3 separate regions of the Homo sapiens genome follow, and regions 2 and 3 are each linked to region 1. The links are chromatin contacts, found by Hi-C in ENCODE. All regions are on one chromosome and are shown on one strand. Each heading gives the region's core, a stretch centred on a gene start or an enhancer-like site at or near the end of the contact. The rest is flanking DNA. Distances are from core to core; before and after follow the strand shown.

Evidence for each region. A loop is a pair of places that touch in the nucleus more often than their neighbours do. Pooled maps may share reads with other maps.
Region 2: a loop to region 1 is called in a pooled map, with 2.0 times the contacts of the local background. The contact joins the promoter of HDAC9 here to the enhancer-like site in region 1. A Hi-C loop is called at or near these places in 2 of 37 single-sample maps with no recorded cell type and 3 of 50 pooled maps.
Region 3: a loop to region 1 is called in a map with no recorded cell type, with 4 times the contacts of the local background. The contact joins two enhancer-like sites. A Hi-C loop is called at or near these places in 5 of 37 single-sample maps with no recorded cell type and 2 of 50 pooled maps.

The regions. Positions count from the first base shown.
Region 1 is chr7:17,138,111-17,140,983 of GRCh38, reverse strand. All of the region lies in intron 1 of LOC107986772 (a long non-coding RNA gene), which reads right to left. LOC101927609 (a long non-coding RNA gene) reads left to right here. Exons shown (of 12, transcript XR_007060234.1): 10 at 2,619-2,692. Among named protein-coding and RNA genes, the nearest start is that of AHR, 160 kb to the left of the region's middle. Within about 2 kb of position 1,509, at least 4 of the 41 ENCODE cell types and tissues checked have a DNase peak (open chromatin) inside an H3K27ac peak, as active enhancers do.
Region 2 is chr7:18,494,153-18,497,016 of GRCh38, reverse strand. It overlaps HDAC9 (histone deacetylase 9), which reads right to left and starts at 1,268. Exons shown (of 26, transcript NM_178425.4): 1 at 994-1,268; 2 at 693-755. The coding sequence starts at 714. RefSeq lists an enhancer at 1,490-1,539.
Region 3 is chr7:18,518,815-18,522,023 of GRCh38, reverse strand. All of the region lies in intron 2 of HDAC9 (histone deacetylase 9), which reads right to left. Among named protein-coding and RNA genes, the nearest start is that of HDAC9, 25 kb to the right of the region's middle. Within about 2 kb of position 1,468, at least 7 of the 41 ENCODE cell types and tissues checked have a DNase peak (open chromatin) inside an H3K27ac peak, as active enhancers do.

The DNA.
Region 1 (2,873 bases), core at 260-2,759:
TCTCAAACTCCTGACCTCAGGTGATCCACCAGCCTCGTCCTCCCAAAGTGCTGGGATTACAGGCATAAGCCACTGCAGCTGGCCTATGATACATAATTTTAAAAGCTGCCTCATTTCATAAGGAAGGCCATGTAATACATAGTTTCTGATCAGCCATCTAATTATTACTAGAAAGCAAAGTTTATAATGCCAGTCAATGTGGAATTTAAGTCTAAGTATTTTCCTAATTATATATCTCTATATATTGAAGTTAGATACTAAGGTTTCTAAAATGCCATAGGGTTATGATTAAAACTAATAACTATATTTTCTGTGACACAAGATGACTCAGGGGCTCTCAGACAATAGCTACTTTGTCTACATTAGTGGCCTCATCATTTCCATTAAATAGCTATTTACATTGTGAAAATGTATGCCGTGATATAATGGCTAGAAATGCATTTGTCTGTTAGAATAAGAAAATCTCTTCTGTAGTAGAGCACTGTCATCTTTATAATCCTAGTGAAAGTCAAATAAAATAAACAGCATCTACTTTAAATCATCTAAGCATAATGTTAGTATTCTGCTGTAACAGAAAAAGGAACTGTTGCATCAGCTATAAATCAAACACCTTCAAGATTCCCATCTGCATTTTTTCAATTTAAAACACTACATTTTACATAACATTTTGGAAACTGAAACGCCAGTTAATTAGGTTCATATGGAATCTATTTATCTAAGTGAGAATTCAAGTCGAACATATTAGAAATAATACTGTATGGGTATAAATGTAGAGATGCTGTTCTTTATTGCTGGCCTCCTCCTTTTCACAGGAGAGATTACTTCAGTAGCTACTGAACTACAGGCATTCTCACTGTTTTAAAAAAAATGCTCCATGAATATATTTTGATGATAGTTATATTCTAGTAAACAGCCTAGAAAATAGTTGTTTTCCAAAATTTAACATTGTCCAGCCAGACACATTCTTAGCAGCACCCAAGATTTTTTTCCACTAAGTGATGGAATATTTGTAAATACTGTTCATGCAGAGTTTATTGCAGCTACAATTCTTAGGAGCAAATAAAGTTTGCCTTGTAGCAAACTGTATTGCCTTGAGGCTCTCTTCTAAGGGGGAGCTTCATGACATCTTTGCCAGAATTTTCCAAGGAAAAAGGAAGTATTTTTTGGGATAGGAGATATAGGCCAACAAAGAATAAGGAGGTTTTTGCTTTTTGTGTTACATTTGCTTCCAGTTGTGGTAGAAAGTCATAGCGCCTTCCTGGAACAATATTTTATAGGACATTGGTGACATTAGATTTTCTGATAGTGTTTGAACGACTGTCCTATAAACTTTCATCAAAAGTCAACCACATTTCCTGTTTATTCATTCACTCACTCATTTATTCATTCCACAAACATTGACCCTGTTACAAGAGACAAATTAGTTAATATCCCTGCCCTGGGAGAATTCAAACTCATCTGTATTCTTTTCCTGTAATCTCTCTTAGCAGCCCAACCAGGCTTTTAAGACATTAGGAGGATAAGAAGCAGTCTCAATTTAGTCCCAACCTGTTAGATCCAACCACAAACCATGTATGTTAAGGTAGTGCTCAGTTTTACAGTCACCTTCAGGAAGCAATTCTGAGAATTAGCACTGTATAGTTTAAGAAACGTTGATTGTTTTTGATGCTTCAGTAAAATAAGCCTCAGAACTGAAACTGAGTCATGTATAAAAATTCAGGTTTTACAGTCAGAGTGCCAGGTTGATCTCACCTATAACCTATTAGCCATTTCTTCTGACACACTCAAGGTCAGGCTTTCTCCTTTCACTTAGACACTCAAACTTCAAACTAATGTGCACAGAGTCACCTGATAAAAAATATGGATTTCTGGGCCCCATAGCTTATGAAGTGAATCATAATCAAGGGTTGGGCCTAGTCACAGTCATTGGCTTTTTTATTTGCTCCAGAGACAAGTATGCACACTATCGTTTGAAATCTAGACCTAGAGAGACAACTGAGATGACCTCTTAACCCAATCATGTTAATATTTCATCCAATTTGCCTTAGATAGCTTTGTTAAAATAATCAAAAGTCTTTGGTGGCTATTTTTAAGGACTTCAATAAATATAGATCTAGCCAAATTTTTTACTTATTGCTTACTCCTGACCTACCCCAAACCTGTGCTGGATTAGTTCATGTTTCTTAACTATCACTATTACCTCCCCGCTCTAGCTTTGCTCAGCATGTTCCCTTCTTCTTGTCAACTTTTTAATCAGTCCAACCCAAATGGTCTCTCCTCCTTGAGACTTAGCCTGGTTCCCTCAAGGAGACACACTTTCTCTTTCCTTTGAGGTCATCAAACCCTTTATTTTATGATAGTGATCATATTTTACCTTATAGTTACATTTATATTTGTCATTCTCCCTTTAGACTGTAAAGTTCTAAAGTAAAGAATATCATGTCTTGCTGTAGTTGATAATATGTTCAACTGAAAAGTAGAACAATTAATGCTCTTTTCATCTTTGATGTTAGCAGAAATCATCTGTATGTTCTGCTGCGATCAAAGACTAAGCATTAACTGTTCTACATCTCAGGTGAGTATAAATTAAGTATAAATTGTGCTTTTATTTATTCCAGTCATCTCATGATCAGATATGTTGCCATTTATAGGATGTTTGTATTCCTGCTTTTCTCCAATATACTAAATATTGGTAGGTATACTCTATTACGTACTTCTCACTGTTTTTTTAATGTATAATGCTTATGAAATCTTGATATAAAGGAGAACTGTGAAAGGATTGGGAATCAGGGAATTCATGTGTTAAAATCATGCTAATATAGTTTTAGCACATTGCTTGTAACATATCTCTCAATGGAGGGTGAAAAAGAATC
Region 2 (2,864 bases), core at 19-2,518, 1.4 Mb before region 1:
CTATTATCCTTTAAAACGCTGCACCTGCTTTTAACACATTTACATGTGTGTTATGCCATCACATCTGCCTGACAATGCTAGACTTCCCACATGTTTTTGAAGAAAATTAAAATAAGCATCTGCTAATAACAATTTTATTTCATCCTAAACAGTTTCATTTGGGGCTGATGAGAAAAAGCCACATAATGGAAAAAAGAAAACTACCTTTATAACTCTGTGGCAAACACATTTTAGAAGGTAGGTCTATAAATAGATGTGCTTCTGTAGGCACAGAGTAAATATAAAATCGTCAGGCTAGCGGGGCTGCAGTTTAAACTGAAGCCCCAATATGAACTTACCTGATTTTTAAAGTCCTATTAGAATAGGCTTACAATCAGTACACAGCTCCTTTTTCTAGTTGCATAGTAAAGGCAAAACACCCCCAACTACATTTTACTTATCTCAGTCTCATCTTTCATCAGAAGCAATAGTTTGCAATTTCATTCAGAAGCTGCTGTCCCTAAGCAGACTGAATATGCACAGAAACAGTAATGGAAGGGATCTAAGTTAAACCCTACAGACGCACCAAGAAAATAGCAACATCAACACGAAAAAGCAGCAATTTCCTTAAGAGAGGTGCTTTTCTTAGCTGCATTTCCCAAGCCAGCCCCCTTTCAAACCTAAAACGTCTCAGTTATGAAAGAGGATCTTACCTGAGCTGATCATACTGTGCATTCTTTGCTGAGCCAAGAGCTGCTCTCGTCCAGCCACCCCATCTGAGGAAAAACAGGAGTCACTCTCGTAAATTGTCTGCAGCATATTCCAGTCACTCTTACTTCAGCTACATGAAACATTCATCACTGCTCAGTGCACCGGCCCCAGGAGCTACCCTCGCTGGTTCTCCCTCCTCCCTGAGGAGAAGCAGCAGAGGATCAACTTCGACAATGATTTCCTTTCTGCTCAAATGGGCATCCACTTTTAAAAAGACCTGGACACTTTTCCCATGTTACCAACCTGTGTGCAAAGCAGAAAGGACAGAGTGGATGCTATAGCTCTCTGGAGTTTAGGTTATCCCGGAAACTACAAGCAGGTGGGAAATAGGAACGTGCTTCGGGGTTATTTCTTTGTCAGAATACGTAGAAAATTATTAAGTCTACCCACGAGAAAAAGAAACCAATTAAACCTGGCTTAGAGTTCTTCAGGCTGCTAGGGTTTTGTTGCAAAAACCCTCAGTCCTGCAAGTGGCTCCAGCCGGTGCCCTTCTCCTATCTGTGTCTGTGCCTCTCTTCCCCCTTTCTCAGTCTCTCTCAGCTCAAGTTGGCTAAAGCGAGTGATAATCCATTTGCATATGAATCAACAACAGCATGGCCCACAGGCACAGAAATAGAACAATGGTCGGCCTGAGCCAAAAATAGGTCAAGCATGGCCGAGTGATTGGAGCCTGCATTAATGCATTTAAAAATACCCCAGCAAACCCAGCTGTCCAGCCTCTATCTTTCCAACCATAATTCTCTATCGCAGGGCCTTAAAACCAATTAACTCTTTCCTCTCTCGAAGCTTGCTTTACACACTGTGTTTCCATACTGGCGATTCGCTTCCAAAGAAAGGAAGGCAAGAAAAAAAATTAAGAATCATAATTCTAAGAGGGCAAATGCACATACATTTCATTTCATTTTATTTTTGTAGTATGTGTTTTTGGAAGAGAGAGGAGAGAAGTACAGAGCTCTGTATTGGTTCTAAAATAATACTGGAAGCTTTTGCTCATAATGTGGTTTCTGCCTCACCCACGCACAGCAATCCTGGTGTTCTATTTTTGTTGCCTGTTTCTCAGGCTACACTGCAGTTGGCTGTAGCACTAGAAGCTTTTCTGCCTTCTAGTTTCAGGACTAACAGGAGATTTAGCAGAGGTACTTTTGGAAAACAAGCACACCCCAGAATAAAATTTTTATGAAGGACAGGCTTGATTTTTTACTTGCTATTTATGCAAGACAATTGTCCATTTCACAAATCCTATTGTATCTTAGTACCACCTATGAATTTTATCGCATCCATCCAGTTAGTACTATATCTATAAACAAAACAAAACACAAAACACAAAACCGTGGCTTATATGTGAAAATTTCCCCTCAGCCTCTCAGGCTAAATTCAATTTACTTGCAAAAGGAAAAGAAAGTAGTCTGATTTCTTATGGATACAGAATTTCTGAGCATATGCACCTGTTGATGGATAAATCATATATATGGTTAGTACCCAACTATGACTGTTCTGCATTCAGCTATACATTGGTTGCCCGAAATATGGACCTCCTAACTTTTCTGTAGAAATAGCATTTATGATAGTCAATAGATTACCAGACACATTGTGGCGTTCAGCTATACAGTACAGTAGATAGTATCAGAGTTTTATAGTCTCTGGTGCTACATTTATATCCTTTCTATATAAGAGATAAATTTTACATTCCAAAGAGGGATCCTAGCATCTTGTCACTTCCAAGAGCAAACCCAAAAGTGATAATCTACTAGTCATGGAAGCTCTTTTCTCTTTTCTAAACTAAATCAGCGAGGAAAATGTAATTCTAAGGCATCAGAAGCAACAGGGGAAAGAGAGGAAAAAGCAGATTATTTCAAAATTCCCAGAACAATCCGATGGAAGAGGGATCTTGGTCAACTCCAGAGTATGAAGTCAGAGGGGGCAAACAAGGGGACACAGAGTTTTGATGAAAGGGAAGAAATAAGCACGTTAAATCATTCATCAAATAGGCCACTGCTGAATTCCTCTTCTTTCACAGATTAATTTCTACTGAATACTCTACTTCTTGAAAAATTGTATTTGGATATGTAAGTTACAATTTTTAAAAAATATATATTCCAAACTGCGTTTGACTT
Region 3 (3,209 bases), core at 219-2,718, 1.4 Mb before region 1:
TAAGTTGTCTCACCACCATTTCTCAAGAATGATAACAGAAGACACAATATTTCAATAACTGATTTTTCCTTTCAACAAATGTTCATTCAACCTCCTGTTTCCAGACATCGTACTAAGGCTTAGTCAAATCTAAACCTCGTGTAAAACTCTAAAATGCTGTAAAGGTCCAGCTAACTTTGTAGTAAAAATAAATGGAATCATTTCAGAATATTAATTGAATGTTTTTTTAAAAACAATACTAAGTAAAATGTAAATCTGAATATAGGTTCACTTCAAATTTATTATCGTTTTTCTAAAAACTGGAAATCCTAGACTGTTGTTTATTATTAGTCATATTATTGATATGGCTGCAAGTCAAACATAATCTGAATTGAACGTATCTTGAGAAAACAACAGCATACGAATAAATATGGTGAGACAGTATGGTGATAAATGCCATTTGGGATAGCATATTAATGGTGAAAAAATAGATAGCAATTTTTTAATTGGGAGTATTAGAAGCTTTATCCATTTTGCTTATTTTATTCATGGTGTGCAAATCAAATAGATGGACGACTGGACACAAATTCTGTGTAAATGATCTATATTGTGACAAATCGCAAGGCATCTGGTTAAGTGAGATATCTCCCTTGGGAAATAAAACGAAACAAGAAGTGTTTTTCTTCTTAAAAATCTGTACCCTGGTAGATAGGATCCAACATAAAATTAAACATCTCATCTAACTTTTCCAATGCCATGTTTCCAAAAGGAAATTACATTAAATTTGTCCATTCAAAATGCAAAAAGCAAGACATCCAAGAATGAGGTTTGTAGCAGAATGTAATTTTAAAGACATGATTTTTCTCCATTACTGGAGATATCAAACATTTTAAAAGCCTGTTCTTTCCTAATTGGATTCCAGATCATTATTTTTTTGGCCAAAAAAGAAAGGTTTTCTGCATTCTTAAAATAATTAGGCAAGATTTCAAATCAAATTATCCAATTTCAAACCTCTATTTTTCTCTCTAAAACGCCTGTTAGAGGAGGACTGCCGATGACTAAGCTTTGTGTCATTCTCATGGCTTTATTAGGAGAATGTTCTAAGTCCTTCACTTTCTATGTAATCAGAACTATAATTTCTTCAGGTTATTTTAAGACCCAGCTATGGCTAAAGCAGGAAACTCAATTTTATTCTGAGCTGTAGACATGTCGACACAGCAGAGCAGGGCTCCAGCTTTCTGGGCTATCTTCTTTCATAAACCCTCTTGCTTGGTGTCAGACCAAGGCTCTAGGCTAGTTGTACTTACTCTCTGGGTGTCAGGTAACTGTTTCCAAGACATTTACGGTAGTAGGACTGTTATTTTGGAAAATATGTGTTGACATATTATTATTCTACAAATGAACAGCTTACTTGTCCAGAGAGCACCACTCTTCATTACATCAATTCGAAAATCATATTCAACAGAAGGGCAGTTGAGAAAACCCAGGTGCCAGAAACATTTGATAAAAAAGCAGAACAGAAAGCTCATATGTCTACATGGTTCATCATACTCCCTTAGAATTTTATAACTTAATTAACCAACTCCATTTAGGCTTGCTTAGTTGCCTCTAATTATTCAGAAAAATTTTCTGTGTTGCAAAGTAATATTAATAGTGAGTGACATTTCTGCAAGTAACAGGTAACCTATTTCTTCTATAGTTGTGATATATAACTAAGTAAAGAAAGGAGAATAGGACAGTATAATAAAATAGAAAAAGTTACCTGCAAGAGGTGGTCTTCAGAATGAAAAGAAAAATATAGCATGATTACTTTAATATTTTGATGTATATCACGAAGTTTCTCACAGATACGTAAATTAATCTTATTCCTGAAGTAAACTTATTAATACTTTTAATTATTAATAAACATACTGATATAAAAACACTTTATTGAACTGTGATTTTCATGCTAGCATTTTTTTTCTTTGGGTTAAAATACTTTTACTACTTTTCTGCTCCTACTACAACAATAAAATAATGGAAACAAGTACCATGAATCCATTAGTTGAGCTTACTATGCTATATGTACTGTATACCATTCTACATTTTTTTGCATTCATTAATATATTGAGCTCATCCTTCTATGTTAATATCTTCAGACATTACTTAATAACTTTAATGACTTGTATTTCAGAGTATGGATTATGTATTGACTTATAGTTAGATTGCCCTCAGTTTTCCATTATTATAAATAAAACTGCTGATAAATATCCTGGTACATAAATTATTGTGAATTTGTGCAAGTATTTCTGTATACCAATTAAGTGGAATTACTAGATTGTTGGGTGTGTAGATTTTTAATTTTTATAGTACTGCCAATTTATGCTGCTCCAAAATTTGAACAGTGTGCTCTTCCACTAATACATGACAACACCCCTTTCCTCCAAACCACAATCAACACTAAGCATTATCTAGTCATTTATTTTTACTCCCATAATGTTGACAAAAATGGCACCTCATTGATGTGTTAATCATGACAAAGATTGATCATCTTCTCGGATACTTACTGCCTATTTTTGGTTATTCCTTTGTAAATGTCTTATTCATAGCCTTTGATTATTTATCCACTGAGTTACTGGTATTTCTTACTGATTTACAGTTTATATTTCTGCTTTATAGATATTAACCTCTTGAGCATTTAATATATGGTAACTTTTTATTTGTCTGTCATGTAATAAAAAATAGTGTCATAATTTGTCATTTAATTTGTTTCTGACTACGAAGAATACCAAGTCAACAATTATTCTTTTTTAACTTTCTCTAGATAGGATTACACTGACCTAGATCTTTCCTAGAATGAGTTGTGATGACATCACATAAGCTCATTAATATAAATAGAAATATTTTTCCAAGGCACAATGTCTAAACTATATTTTTTGCTGGCATCATTTTCATATTGATCTATGAAGTAGGGTCTTCAAACTAAACTTTAGGTTAATTCTATACATAGTATTTATCAATCACTTAGAGCCCACAGATGTTTGCAAAACTAATAATACAGACACTGGGCTTCTGGACATAAAGATTCAATTTCTACCACACTATAGCTTCAAGGGGCAAACGACACATCCCACAGCTTCATACACGTTTGATTTCATTTTGGAATAAGAGAATCTAGAAAATAAACATTTCACATGTCGGAAGCCTTTTCCTTGAAATATCAAAAACACTTTAATGTTTTAAGGTATGCT